2 separate regions of the Mus musculus genome follow, and region 1 is linked to region 2. A link is a contact called in ENCODE Hi-C or POLR2A ChIA-PET data. All regions are on one chromosome and are shown on one strand. The core of a region is the stretch at or near the end of the contact, and the rest is flanking DNA. Distances in the headings are between cores, read along the strand shown. Region 1 holds the start of Sbf2 (SET binding factor 2). Region 2 has its middle 43 kb from the start of Wee1.

What was found. Hi-C counts contacts between places; a loop is a spot of excess contacts on that map. ChIA-PET counts read pairs that join two places held with the same protein, here RNA polymerase II (POLR2A).
Region 1: a map of Patski shows a loop between it and region 2 (3-fold over the local background). The contact joins the promoter of Sbf2 here to the enhancer-like site in region 2. A Hi-C loop is called at or near these places in 12 of 37 maps with a recorded cell type or tissue (CH12.LX, CH12F3, Patski and 5 more). POLR2A ChIA-PET finds 5 or more read pairs at or near these places in 1 of 5 experiments (embryonic stem cell).

The regions. Positions count from the first base shown.
Region 1 is chr7:110,609,242-110,616,577 of GRCm38, forward strand. Sbf2 (SET binding factor 2) reads right to left here and starts at 5,679. Exons shown (of 41, transcript NM_177324.2): 1 at 5,466-5,679. The coding sequence starts at 5,520.
Region 2 is chr7:110,161,714-110,169,363 of GRCm38, forward strand. No RefSeq gene overlaps it. Among named protein-coding and RNA genes, the nearest start is that of Wee1, 43 kb to the left of the region's middle. RefSeq lists an enhancer at 1,096-4,608. Within about 2 kb of position 2,563, at least 1 of the 3 ENCODE cell types and tissues checked has a DNase peak (open chromatin) inside an H3K27ac peak, as active enhancers do.

The DNA of each region.
Region 1 (7,336 bases), core at 4,429-6,928, 450 kb after region 2:
CCAGGAAGTGCCAGGAGTGTTCCTGTCTCTGCCTCCGGCACTGGACTCCGACGCTGTGCACTGTACCACTGAGCCTCACTATTCCTGTGTGGTGCTAGGGATTGGGCCTCATGATTGTACAGCAAGTACTTTACCAACTGAGCCATCTCACTATGCCTGAAAAATATAGTCCTAAATAATGAATTATCAAAGTCAAACTGTCATAAAAAAGTGATTTTAAGCTGTTCTTATAAATGGTAGCATTAGCATAAAAAGCACATGTCTGGAAAACAGCAAGTGTCCAGTAATAATAAAGTCAATGAAGGTGATCCTCAGGAATATAATTCTATCATTGAAAATTATGTTTTTCTGAAATTGTATAGACTAAGAACTTCCTTATCTCATCAATGTTAAAAAAATAAAGATACTAAAGGTATATTTTATCTTCTTTACAGTTTCTGGACTTTTTAGGTTGACACAGTTGTAGATTTACCAACAGTTAAAGGAATAGCAAGCACCATGGACCCCTTTACCTCATTTCCCTCAATAGACAAGTTGCATCCTTACAGTAAGTACAGTATCACTGTTAGGATGCTGGTCTCATATAAGAAGCCACCATTCTTCCTCAGATTTCCCCATTTTTACCTGTGTGTGTGTGTGTGTGTGTGTGTGTGTGTGTGTGTGTGTCCTTTAACCCCAGCACTTAAGAGGCAGAAACAAGTGGGTCTCTATGAGTTTTTGAGGTCAGTGTCATCTACATAAATAGTTCCAAGACATCTAGGGCTACATAGTGAGACTCTGTCTCAGAAAGAAAGAAAGAAAGAAAGAAAGAAAGAAAGAAAGAAAGAAAGAGAGAGAGAGAGGGAGGGAGGGAGGGAGGGAGGGAGGGAGGGGAGGGGAGGGGAGGGGAGGGGAGGGGAGGGGAGGGGAGGGGAGGGGAAAAAGAGAGGGGGAGAAGAAGGAAGGAAGAAAGGAAGGAAGGAAGGAAGGAAGGAAGGAAGGAAGGAAGGAAGGAAAAGAAAAGAAAAATCTGAGGTCAGCAATATGGCTCAGCAAGTATAGGCTCTTGCTGCCAAGCCTAATGACCTAAATTTCATCCCAGGAACCCACATGCTAGAAGTAGAAAATGAACTCTGGAAAACTGTCCTCTGATTTTCACATGTACACACATAACACTAAATAAAGGAAAAATATTTTAATTAAAAGTAATTCAACTAAAATTATTCTTAATGGCAAAGACACTTTAAAAATAATAGTAATGTATTGGTTGAATAATACCAGAAACACTCTGGGGCTGGAGAGATGGCTCAATGGTTAAGAGCACTGACTGCTCTTCCAGAGGTTCTGAGTTCAATTCCCAGCAACCACATGATGGATCACAACCATCTGTAATGGGATGGGATGCCCTCTTCTGGTGTGTCTGAAAACAGCAACAGTGTACTCACATACATTAAATAAATAAATAAATATTAAAAAAAAGAGCTGGGCGTGGTGGCGCACGCCTTTGATCCCAGCACTCGGGGAGGCAGAGGCAAGTGGATTTCTGAGTTCGAGGCCAGCCTGGTCTACAAGTGAGTTCCAGGACAGCCAGGGCTACACAGAGAAACCCTGTCTCGAAAAACCAAAAAAAAAAAAAAAAAAAAAAAAAAAAAAAAAAAGAAAGAAAAAAAAAAGAAACACTCTGGTATTAAACACACAAATTTCATATCACTACATATAAGCATCATATTATTATAATCTGATTAGCTTTTAGAGAGAGTTGGATTAATAAAGCCTTATTAACTCCCAAAGGTAGTTGTATAACAAAAGGTTAGAAAATAAATTAGATTGATTCTTCACTTATAGTTTAAAAAAAATCACTTTGTAGATTTTTATCCTATACAGCTCAGGTAGTTTGGAAAACACGCTGACGATTTCATATAAACTTGCAGATACTTGCCCATGATTTAAGAATTTTTCAGTCTTCCAACTGAGGAATGAATGAACAAACACATAGCAATATAAAGAAACAATGTATGCCTGGGGCTGGGAACATAGCTTGATTGATAAGAGTGCTTGCTTACCATGTAGGAAGCCCCAGACTCCATTTCTAGCACCACATAAACAAGGCATGAGGGTACACACCTATAATCACAGCATTGGAGACAGAGGCAGGAGGAGGAGAAGTTCAAGGTCATCCTGAACTACATCATAAGTTTGAGGTTAGTCTGAGCTACAGGGGAAAGGGAAGGAGAGAGGGAAAGGGAAAGAAAGGAAAGGAACTGAACAGTTCAGCAATGAGTACAGGTCAATGGCAGACTACATGCTTAGCATGGCTGAGGTCCTGGGCTCCATACTCAGCATCGAAGGGAAAGGGGAACAGTGAAAGGAGACAATTACTAATCACTACAACATGGATAAATCTCAGTGATGACTCTAAGTAGAAAATAAGCCAAACATTCAAAAAAAAAAAAAAAACTGATTCTATTAATGTGCCACTCTAGAAAGACAAAAACATACAGACAGAAAGCAGATCTGCAGCCACCCGAGGCTAGGGAGGAAACAGACTGCAAAAAAGGCATAAGAAGACTTTTTATAGAGAAGGAAATGTTCTATATCTTGATTGTGGCGGTGACTACACTAGTGTATACAGTTGCTTAAAACCACTCAGCTGTTACCATAAATTTTTTGCACAAAAAATATGCTTGAATAAAATACAAATTATGCAAAAATATAACAGAAAAAGTGTATATTTCATACTTGAGATTATAATTTATGCCATATTCTGAGTTTTATTTTTAAAAAGGAAAGAAAGAAATCTTCCCTTTGTTCAGTGTGGGAAGAAGAGTAGTCTTAGTAGCCAAAGGATAGAAGTGGGGCTCACTGAGGGGGAAATCCAGAAGGGCCAAAGCCAAGCATATCCTATCAGAGACCCTGGGTCAAAGCAGGAGGAGCAAACTTGCCTGGAGCATTAAAATGCAAAGAAACTGGGCTGGAGAGATGGCTCAGTGGTTAAGAGCACTGACTACTCTTCCAGAGGTCCTGAGTTCAACTCCTAGTAACCACAGTAAAGGGGATCCAATGCACTCTTCTAGTGTGTCTGAAGAGAACCACAGTGTACTCACATGCATGAAATAAATAAATCTTTATAAAAATGCAAAAAAATTAGAGTGAGGAGGATACCTCATAAGGGAGTAACCCTAAGTGGGAGATCAGAGCATGACCTTTGTTAGTAGGCAAGGCTGGCAGACGCTGATTACAATCAAAGGTAAAGTATGTACTTCCTGACAAGACACAGTGAACACCACTGCTGTCATACATACACTGGCCCAAGCATATGTACCCAGCACAATAAAAGTAACTGACCTATAACCATCAAAGGTGACAAGACCATGAAGAAGAGGAAGGAACTGATCCATACTGAGAGACTAAAAAGATAATGAAACGCTGCAGCACTTAACTGTACTACTTTCACCAATTATGAAATTAATAGCATAATCAACAAAACCCAAATTAAGTAAAATACTGGGTCAGCATGAATTTTCTATTTTGTAAAGAATTAGTTATCTATTTTATGTATGTGAGTGCACTATAGCTGTCTTCAGACACACCAGAAGAGGGTATCAGATCCCTTTACAGATGGTTGTGAGCCACTATGTGGTTGCTGGGAATTGAACTCAGGACCTCTGAAGAGCAGCCAGGGCTCTTGACCTCTGGGCCATCTCTCCAGTCCTGAATTTCCTATTTTGACAACTGTACTGCCATTGTGTAGACCAATGTTCCTGTTTGTATAAAATTCACGATAAACCATTCTGAGTGAAGGAGCATAAGGGCAGTAGCTTCCTCTTAAAATGTCCGAAAAATAAAATAACAATAATTATGTATCATACTTACAACTTTTTCAAGTTTGTTACTGTTTCAAAATTGTTGTGGGTGTGGGAGGAGGACAAATATCTGTGAGTTCAAGGCCAGCCTGGTCTACATAGGAATTCCAGGACAGTCAGGGCTCTGTAGAGAAACCCTATCTTGGGGGGCGGGGGGGGGGGGGGCACACAAGATAAAATTGTTGTGGGTGAAGAACAATGTAACTAAAAATGGAACAAGGTGAAAAACAAAACTGATTCTGCACACTGGCAATCTTACCAGACTGACAGACTATGTCACCTTGGTAAGAGACTCAAAATTTTCTAAGAAAGGACAGGGCATTTTGGAGCAGCCAGAAGATTCTCCAAATACAGCCCGACGTCTTCTCCTTTTATTTATTGTGTGTCTTCATGGTGGGAGTGGGCATGCATGCCAGGGCACACCCAGGAAGGTCAGAGGACAACTGTGGGCAATCAGTTCTTGCCTGGCACCTTTTCATGGCTCAGGTCTCCAGGCTTGCCCAGCAAGAGCCTGCTTCTCCTAATTGACCTCAATTAGGTAGTGGTGAGAAAAGAATGTGAAGGCTCCCATCTCTGAAATAAATCCTTAGGGATAAATAATAAAAAGAGGTGGGCAGAACAATGGTATGCTGGTGCAACGACTAACATCAGCAAAGCACAACCTAAGCACCTCGGGGACATGGAAGGGGGTGGAGCGCTGGTATCTAAAATCCCTTGCAACTGCGAGACTGTAGCTTCCCCTGCTCTACAATAACCTTGTTAGCACATCCCGCTTATCTATAAACAGCAACACAAAGAGATACAATTACGAAAATGAACGTGCATGAGCCCTGTATACTTCTGGTTGTGCTAGTCCACCGAAGTGTAAAAAGCAACCTATCTGCCAAACTGTTCCTTGTGAAAAATTCTCGGCCGAGAAAAACCAGAGAACAATCAAAACACGTGAGAGCTAAGTGAGAGAGAGCACCTGCAGTGGTCGGCCGGCTCTCTTTGCTTAGCAGAGTCCTTTCATTCTGGAATGCCGACACATACGTCCTGAAACAATTTTCCTAGAAATGTTTCAAAGTGCTCGGATCCTTTGACCTATCCAAGTACCCGGCGTTCGGCCGGGATGTCCAGCCTCCCCCTCCCCCCACACACACCCCGGGCCGGCGGGAGGCAGCGCAGGACTCTCGGCACTTCCTTTCCGGGAGGACTGCCCCCAGCGTCACTCCTATTCAGGATGCAGGACACAGTGTATCCCTAGGAGCCTCGTACAGTGTGCTCCCGCCCTCCCAACTCCACAGGCACGAGGGCGCGGTCCCGGGTGCCAGCCGCCTCCGCAGAAGCGCGTGGCGGCGCGCGGGCAGGCTCGCCACCGGTCCGGCCCGCCAGTCCCCGGCCGCACCGCCGCGGCCTAGCCCCGCTACCGCCGTCCGACGGTTCCCTCACACACGCCCACCGCAGCCAGGCTCGGCCCCGCCGCGAAGGCCGACACCAGTCGACCCGCAGCTCCTCCACCGCGGGACCCGGCCCGCCCGCCTCCCCGCCTCCCAGCCGCGACGCCCGGCCCCGCCGAGCCCACTGGACGGCTGCCGGGGGCGGAGGCGAAGCCCGGGGGCGGCGCCCGCCCCACACCCTTACCTGGCTTCTCGTGGTCGTAGCCTACCACAATGAAGTAGTCGGCCAGCCGGGCCATGACCGCCGCCGCCGCGCCCGGGAAGCGGGTTCCCGTCGCCGCCCTCGCCGCCGCCGCCGCCCACCCGGCCCGGGCGAGCTCAGCATTTTCCCTTCGGCGGCTGTAGCGGTAGCAGCGGCGCTTCAGCCATGTTTGACAACCGAGGCGCTCACTGCGCCTGCGCCGCGCCTCGCGCCCGCCCCTCCCCCGCCCCACCCGAAAGGGCTCGACGACCCAGTGCCCGGCGTCCGCGAACCCACGCGGCGCCCGGAGGCCGCTCGGACACGCGGCTCGCGAGGTGGGCGGCCCGGCGCGGCCTGGCCTCGCGCCGCCACCGAGGCCGGGCGCTTAGAGGCCCAGCTGCTGCCTCAACGCCCCCCACCCCCGCCCGGTTCTTTATTTTCCTGGAGCAGGGGTCCTTCCTTCCGCCATCTCCCTTTTGCAGTCGGGGGGAAAAGGGGATGGAGGGGTGCGGGGTCACTTGGAAAGTTTGTTCTTTGGTGCCGCTTGCTGCCACCGGCAGCACGGATGAAATTCTCCCGCCCTCGGCTGGAAGCTTGGAATTTGCACCGCCAAGGCTTTTTGCTGCACGTTTCCTGTTTATGTTGTGCAGATGGGAATTTTAGAAACATGCCACCAAGCAGGCGGGGGAGGAAAAGACTTGCGCAATCTTCAGAGGCGCCTCTGGTTTCGGGGCTGCCTGGGCTGGGGGCGGTCAGCTTGGGCTTTCCTCTGAGTGCCCCAGGGAGTTATTCCACCTAGGAACAGGGGCATCCCCGGGATCCTCCTAAAATGGGCCGGTCTCTCCCCGGGGAGCCCCGCCCGCCTGACTTTCACTGCCTTTTTCACTGTCTCAGGACTTTTCAGGCTGAAGCAGGTGTTAACTTCAAGTTGCTCTACTGCAAACACTCCACAGAATTCATAGGGCACTTTGAGAGCCTAGAGAGCATTCAAGTCGATTGCGTTTTTAAGAAATATCTCCTACCGATGTTTTCTAATTTGGCTGGCACACTTGGATTTGTCACTTTTTTTTTTTAACTTTGTTACTTCTTAATGATCATGAAATTTTAGTAGTAGTGTATGTATTTGAACTATGAAGTTTTCAGAACCTATGGTTTAGAAGTGATCGTGAAGCCATCGTTCACTGAGGGTTTGATCCTTCTATAGATTGTACGTAGTAGGTTCTAACGTGCCTAGTGCAACACACGCCCTCTGCCAAAGACCAGCAGAAAGCTAGTGCCTGGAGCTGTGAACTCAGAGTCCAAAGGGTCATAGTCTCAGCTGCTCTGACTAATTCTCTCTTCTGGGCCAGCGTTCCCCTTTCCCGCTTCCGCGTTGGAAATTGAACTTAGGGCCTCCTACATGCTGGGCAAGCCTGCTACCGTTAAACTATATCGACAGCAAAAGGCCAGACCTTTCAGCAGGTCTGAGAGGGTTGGGCTATGCTAGAAGAATTGAAAGGGAAGGGGTACTTTACCTCGGGACCTCCTTTGTAATCAGCTTCTAGTCAGACGGAATCAGCATACCTGCAGTGATGAAAACTAGGTTAGTTTTCAAAATAATGAAAGCAAACAAAACAACCTGCCACACCTCATAGAGAAAATTTCCAGGTAACTTCCCTGGGAGCTCTTCCTCCACTTTTTCAGTAAAGAGTAATCTCACTTCCTCTACAGACTGCCATTCCAGTGCTTAACAGCCATGGTAGAAAGTCCTTCCCTATTCTGTCGGCGGCGTTGTCCTCCTGGAACTGCCTTGATTACAGCTGGTAGGGGATGGATTCCATATAAATTATTATTGTGGGGATTTGTTCCCTCAATTTTACTTTTTTTTTTTTTAA
Region 2 (7,650 bases), core at 1,313-3,812:
GCCTTCCAAGTGCTGAGATTAAAGGTGTGTAGGTGTGTGCTACCACTGCCTGGGTTAAGGATAAAATCTTTGTTTGTATTTATTTTTATTTAAAGTACACTGTAGCTGTCTTCAGACACACCAAAAGAGGGCATCAGGTCTCATTACGGGTATTTGTGAGCCACCATGTGGTTTCTGGGAATTGAACTCAGGACCTCTGGAAGAGCAGTCAGTTCTGTTAACCGCTGAGCCATTTCTCCAGCCCCTCCCCCCTTTTAAGATTTATTTATTTTTTATTTAAAGTACACTGTAGAAGGATGAAATGTTTTTTTGTTTGTTTGTTTTTTTGTTTTTGTTTGTTTGTTTGTTTTTTTGAGACAGGGTTTCTCTTTATAGCTCTGGCTGTCCTGGAGCTCACTTTGTAGACCAGGCTGGCCTCGAACTCAGAAATCCGCCTGCCTCTGCCTCCCGAGTGCTGGGATTAAAGGCGTGCACCACCACGCCCGGCTCCTGAAGGATGAAATCTTAATACTTAGTGTCTGACTCTAGCTTTGGAAGAGAGTTGGGTGAAGTGACACTTTTACAAAGTCACCTCCTTCTGAGGTTGTTTATATTAAATTTATTAAGGTAAAATTAGATATTTGACTATATCAGTTTAGCCTAATGAATTTATGATTGTTTTTCAAAGTACTATTGTATGCTCAGTTCACACAGAATCCGTGGGTGCTCTGCTGGGCGCGCACTCTCGCCTCAGGGCTATTTTAATATTTTCTGTTCCTTTCTGTTTCCTCCCTCAGGTTGAAGTAGACCTGTTGCTCATTTCCTTTGTCTCTTAGTTCAGATCTCATCTTATCGATTACCCCCTACCCTGCCTAACCAGATGCTAGTAGCATGTCTCATCTAGCACTGTTCTGAGCTTTCTCTCAGCCTTCTCTTATGGATCAAATCGCATGAGTTCTAGGCCAGTCTGGTCTCCACAGCAAGTTCCAGGCCAGCTAGGGCTACATAGTGAAACCCTGTTTCAAATAAAGAAAGTGTCCACAGACCTGCAATCTCTCAACTGAAGTTTTCTCTTCTCAGGTGACTCTGGTCAGCTGGAGGGCAGCAGGTTTTTGTTTGTTTGCTTTGCTTTTCCACTTTGTTTTGTTTATTTGTTGTGCTGCAGACCTACACCAGACTCTTAAGCATTATAACCCATCCCCCCAGGCAATTTCCTGTGTAGCTAGGGATGGCTGACTGGGAACACACTGTAGTTGTAGCTGTGCCTGATCTTAAACCCCTGATCTTCCTGCTGCCACTTTTCAATTAAGCTAAGTAGTTAAGAACACTCAGTTAACAACTGTTTGCAACTCCAGTTCCAGGGAATCCAGTGCCCTATTCTGGCCTATATAGCTCAAGAGTCTGTTTTTAAAATTATCATATCGTTAGGGGCTAGAGAGCTGATTCAGTTGCTAAGAGCACTGGCGGCTCAGTTTTCCCTATGACCCAGGTTCAATTCCCAGGGCTCACTTGGTAACGCACAACCATCTGTAACTCTGGTCTCAGAGGACTCTAACGCCCTCTCCTGCCTTTGGTGGGCACTGCATGCACATGGTGTACACATATACACATAAATAAAAATACAGGAGGGGAGAAAAAGTGGCAGTTTTGAACTCCTAATTACCTGCCCTACCTCTCAGATGGGCGGTGCTACCCACCCATCTTATTAGATTTGTTAGCGTTTTTTTTTTTCTTTTTTGTTTTTGTTTGTTGTTTGTTTTCTTTTGAGACAGAGTCTTGTTGTGCAGTTCAGGCTAGCCTCAAACTCACATTCTCTGATTTTGAGGTGCTAGATTACAGGCTATCACCAATATATCTGTTTTATGTAGGAGGCTGGCGGGGGGGGGGTTGTTTGGTTGTGAGTTTTTTTTTGTTTGTTTGTTTTGTTTTACACAGGGTTTCTCTGTGTAGTCCTGGCTGTCCTGGAACTTACTCTGTAGAACAGGGTGGCCTCGAACTCAGAAAGGTGACTGACTCCCAAGTGCTGACTGTAAGGGCACGTGCTACTACCACCCAGTTCTGGTTTGTTTTTCTGTATAAAGTTTTATTCATTTGAGATACTCTCAGCTTGAATTTTGTTGGAGACAGTTTTTCTCAGGCTATTATTATTACTTTTTAAAACTCTGTTTAGTGTTCATGGTTTTGAATTCCCTTGTAATATTTTGTTATTTAAAGCTGGAGAATTCCAATATTTATCCACAGATAAAACGTTTACTCTAATTGATATTGCGTGTCTTTGTCTTTAAAACATTTACCATTTTAATCCCTGAAAGTTCATTTGATGTCTGACTTGGAACTTAACATTTTTTACACCTCGAAGTTTTCATTCACTTCCTAGAGCAGCGCTCCTGCCGAAGCTGCTTACCTTACTGAGGTATTTGGAAATGTTACTTCATATCGACCTGATCAAGTTTCTCCACGTTTGCTCTGTCTCATGCCCTTACTGCCGTATTTGGAAATGTTACTTCATATCGGCCTGATCAAGTTTCTCTACGTTTGCTGTCTCATGCTTTTCAGTTGAACTCAGCTTCTATTTTTAACTTCAATTGAGCGGGGTTAAAAGGAACGTCTCGCCCCCTGCTGGCGCCCGTGGTCCCGGGAAGACCGGACAAAAGCCACCACGTGGCTCACATCCTGGGCTCAGTTTTCTTAGGAACCCAGAGCCCCATGCTTGCTAGGCAAGGGCCCCAACCCTGATCAACGCTTTAGCAGGCGTCCTTTTGCTCAAGTCTAGAGCGTCACTGGTGCCAACTCTCCAACACAGGGAGGAATTGGCTTTGCTTAATTTTGCTGCAGAGTGGGCTGGCCCTGCTAAATCCAGGGTACCGGGCACTTAACACTGTGAGGTCGCTGTGCGGAGCTAGACTCTGGGCGCTCCCGTTTTTTCCTCACCACCCAGGTGTCCATTTTCTCTTTGCCGCGACGTGCCTGCATCCTTTTCTGCCTTGGAATTATAATCGAAACACTCGGTTCAGTCGTGAGAAACATGTTTCATATATGCAACGGGTGCTCCGATGTTTCTACGACTAGCCTTAGGAGCCTAGAGTACGGTTTGGTGGTCAAAGTCATGATGAGAAGCAGAGGGTCTGAGGGGTCGGAGGGAAGGCACGATGAACAATATTAGAGAGCATTACTGGAGTTACCGAGGCTAGGCAGTCCGCTGGGTTATGCACTACACCCAAGAAGTCTGCGCCGCCCCGTGGTGCCAGTGCGCAGCCGCAGTCCCGTAGCGGGACCGAGCGTTCCCAGCAGAGGGCACTCACAGACAGGACATTCCGCAAGCTCTTCCTGGGTGACCCAGGGACTGCACCTGTGGCCTGGGTTTCCCTTGATCATGCCCTGACAACCCGCGTCTGGGAAATTCAGTCAGAATCAATCCAAGACCACAATTTAGAGACAGGTAAGCTTGACGGTGGTTGCAGCGTTTGGTGAAACAAAACGTCAAGACCAGCCTCTGCTACATAGAGAATCTGAGGCTATCCTGAGTTACAGTGAATCCTGTTTCAGAACAAATCCCTCAAAGTCCCATTGTCTCTCTGGCCTTGAAGCTCTTGAGCCCCGGATCTAGGATACTGCTTGTTGGACTAAAGGACTCACTAATCACCTTTCCCAACCCTGCCCAGGTATACCACCTCTAGTAAACAGACTTAACTAGTCTTTGAAGGCAGTAGTTCTTTTCAATGAATTCCTATTTATTTATTTTCTTATTTATCACCGTCTGTAAACAGGCTTTGAAGGCAGCATGTGTTATAAGATGTGTTTATTCAAGCCTACCAGGGGTCCTTAACCTGGGGGTTGACTCAAGTAGAACATTTTAGGATCCAGGGTTATTCATGAAACTGGGTGAGCTGTTTCAACTTTTAGGCAGACGTGCAGTGTTTTTGGAAGGAAGTCCAGTAGTTTTTCTGATTACCAAAGAGTTCTTAAGTTTAGTTTGTGGGTCCAGGGCTCGGAACAAATGGCTCAGTGATTAAAGCACTTACTGTTCTTCCGGAGGACCCAGGTTCAATTCCCAGCACTCGCTTCACAACTGCCTGTAAGTCCAACTCCATAGGATTCAATGCTCTCTTCTAGCCTTAGTGTAGACACACATACGTTAAAAATAAAAATAAGTCTTAAAAAACAGAAATGCAGGCTGCACATAGCCCTTCCTTCAATCACAGCTATGGAGGCAGAGGCCAGCAGATGGGTCCCTGTGAGTTCCAGGCCAGCCAGGGCTACATAATAAGACTCTCAAGGAAAAAAAAAAAAATCTCAAATCAATGTTGGGCTAGGAATGTATGACCATAACACATAACCCAGGTGTAGTGGCTCATGTCTATAGTGGAGAGATAGATACAGGAGGATCCAAAATTCAAGGTCTTCTTTGGTTATACAGTTACTTTGAGACCTTGCTTCTTACATATAAATAGTAAATGAAAGGAAATAAAATCAATGTTATAAATTCAGGACTCTGCAGAAAAGGACCCCCTGCCCTGAGACCTGGAGTGTTGCCTGGCCTCTACAGGAGGAGTCATGCAAAGTCACTAGGCCTGGGTTTCTCTCTCTCTTTACAGAAGGCCCCCATCTCCACCCAGAAAACTCCAGAGGCACGGTTGTTTCCTTTTAAAGCCATGTTAGGCCCAAGTAGATGCACTTCTGCATTTTTAGCATTTAAATAGAAATGGCTCTCTGGTGGGTTTTCCCCTGCGTTAGTCATGCAAATGCTCTATGCCTCACTTACCACTCAGTTTCGGTGCCGGGATGGTTCTTTTGCACGCGTCCTGCTAAGACCCTTCCTCACCTCCTTGTATGGGAGTCCCTGGGGAAACTTGAGTGCTGACTTCACCGTGCTGGGATTTTCCTCAGAGTACCTGGGGGATTAAAAATGTGCCGTTTTTATGGCACAGAAAAAGAGAGAACACAGGTTGTTCTAGTCATGAAGGAAAGGTACTGAATCCCGTTTATAAGTTTACCACGAGAACTTTGTTTCGTTTTTTACTTTAAATTTTGTTTATTTTATTATTTTATTTATTTATTTATTTATTTATTTATTTTGGTTTTTTGAGACAGGGTTTCTCTATAAGCCCTGGCTGTCCTGGAACTCACTTTGTAGCCCAGGCTGGCCTTGAACTCAGAAATCCGCCTGCCTCTGCCTCCCGAGTGCTGGGATTAAAGGCGTGCGCCACCATGCCCGGCTCTTTTTATTTAATTAAATTAATTAATTAATTAATTAATTAATTAATTAATTAATTTAGGGTGTTTTGAGACAGGGTTTCTCTGTGTAGCCCTGGCTGTCCTGGAACTAACTCTGTAGACCAGGCTGGCCTTGAACTCAGAAATCCACCTGCCTCTGCTTCCCAAGTGCTGGAACTAAAGGCGTGCGCCACCACTGCCGGGCTGATTTTATTTTATATGTACGAGTGTTTTGCCTGCATGTATGTAAGTGCTGTGTATGTATGTGGTGGCTATGGACATGGTGGGTGTGTACGTGGTGGCTCTGGAGGCCAGAAGAGAGTGCTGGTTTCTCTGGAATTGGAGTTACAGATGAGTATGAGCAGCTGTGTAGTTGCTGGGAATGGAACCTGTGTCCTCTGCAAGATCAGCAAATGCTCTGAGTAGCTGAGCCGTGTCTCCAGCTCCAACAGCGTTGTTTTAACATAGGTTTTCCTATGAAGGCTTACTTTGCATTGCTAAATTATAGGGGGACATAACTCTGCGTAAAGAACAAATATGTTTTACAGTCTCTTATCTCTTTTTTTTCCCAAGACAGGGCTTCTATGTGTATCCCTGGCTGCCCTGGAACTCACTCTGTAGACCAGACTGGCCTTGAACTCAAAGAACTGCCTGCCTCTGCGTCCAGAGTTCGAGAATTACAGATGTGTGCCACTACTACCCAATCCAGTTTCTACCTCTTTATAAGATGCTGCAAGCGGGGGCTGGTGAGATGGCTCAGTGGGTAAGAGCACCCGACTGCTCTTCCGAAGGTCCGAAGTTCAAATTCCAGCAACCACATGGTGGCTTACAACCATCCGTAACGAGATCTGACGCCCTCTTCCGGAGTGTCTGAAGACAGCTACAGTGTACTTACATATAATAAATTAAAAAAAAAAAAAAGATGCTGCAAGCATTTGTGTGTGTGTGTATGCACGGGATTGTAAGAGCATTGAAGTTAAGGTCCCTCTACATTATATTTATTCATTCATTTAAACACAAATTCTCCTACTGAATCTGGAGCTTGCAGTTTTGGCTATCCTGGCTGGCCAGGGAGTCCCCGGGACCCACCCCTCTCTGTGCTCCTGTAGCCCTGGGGTTACATGCCTGTTCCCATACCCAGCTTTTTCCAAGGGTCCCTGGGGATCTGAACTCAGAACTTCATGCTTGCACAGAAAGCACTTACCCACTGAGCCATCATCACAGTCCCCATTTTTTTTTTTTTTTTTTTTTGGTTTTTTGAGACAGGGTTTCTCTATATAGCCCTGGCTGTCCTGGAACTCACTCTGTAGACCAGGCTGGTCTCGAACTCAGAAATCCACCTGCCTCTGCCTCCCGAGTGCTGGGATTAAAGGCGTGAGCCACCACACCCGGCCACTGTCCCCATTTTTTCTGTCTTTATCGTAAGCGGCTTGGTTTTCGTTTGTTTACTTGTTTTTGAAACAAAATCTCACTGTATACCCTAGCTGGAAGTCTCTGTGTAGACAGGCTGGCTACAGAAATCCACCTGCCTCTGCATCCTTAGTGCTGGAACTGAAGGCTTGTGGCACCATCTCTAGCTACTTATTGGTTTTAAGACTGGGTCTCATCCCTAGATGACCTCAAACCCTGAAGAGACAAGTGACCTTGAGTGTCTTTTGATCCTCCTGCCTCCACTCCCTCAGTGCTGGGACTGCAGGAGTAGCCACTGCATTCAGCTTGCGTGGTGCTGGTACTTGAACCTAGACCTTCAAGCTACTCTTCCAACCCAGCTCCATCCGGCCTCAGATTTAGTGTTTTAAATAGCTGTATACTGTTCCACCATGCAACATGCTTCATCATTTCCCTTCCCTGTACATTTTTGCCTGGCTTTCAGGTTGAGGTGTGTGTGTGTGTTGATAAAGAGCATTTGCACAGCAACCTCTTCTTTTCTTAGGCCATTTCCTGGTGGCATGATGAACTCTCTACAGAAGCTGCATTTGTTGCACTCATCCATTTAGCAGCTATTTAGTGAACATCAACTACATGTCAGAAATTGCTTCAAGGATATAGAAACAGCGCCGGGCATGGTGGCACACGCCTTTAACCCCTGCATTTGGGAGGCAGAGGCAGGCGGATCTCTGAGTTTGAGGCTAGCCTGGTCTACAAAGTGAGTTCCAGGACAGCCAGGGCTACACAGAGAAACCCTGTCTCGAAAAACAGCAACAGCAACAACAACAACAAAAAAGAATATAGAAACAGATAAGACAAAGTCTTAGTTACTGTGGAGACTGCAGGACAATGGAGAGTGAATGGCCAAATGTACTTTGTGTGTGAAGTGGTTGAGAAGGCCATTTTGATAAAGTGACACTGGAATAAAGACAGGAAGTGTAAGAGAAACACTTAAATAAATTCCAGAAAGTGCCTTCTAGACAAGGAGATATACATGCAAAGGCCCTGTGGTAGGAATGTCCTTGAACA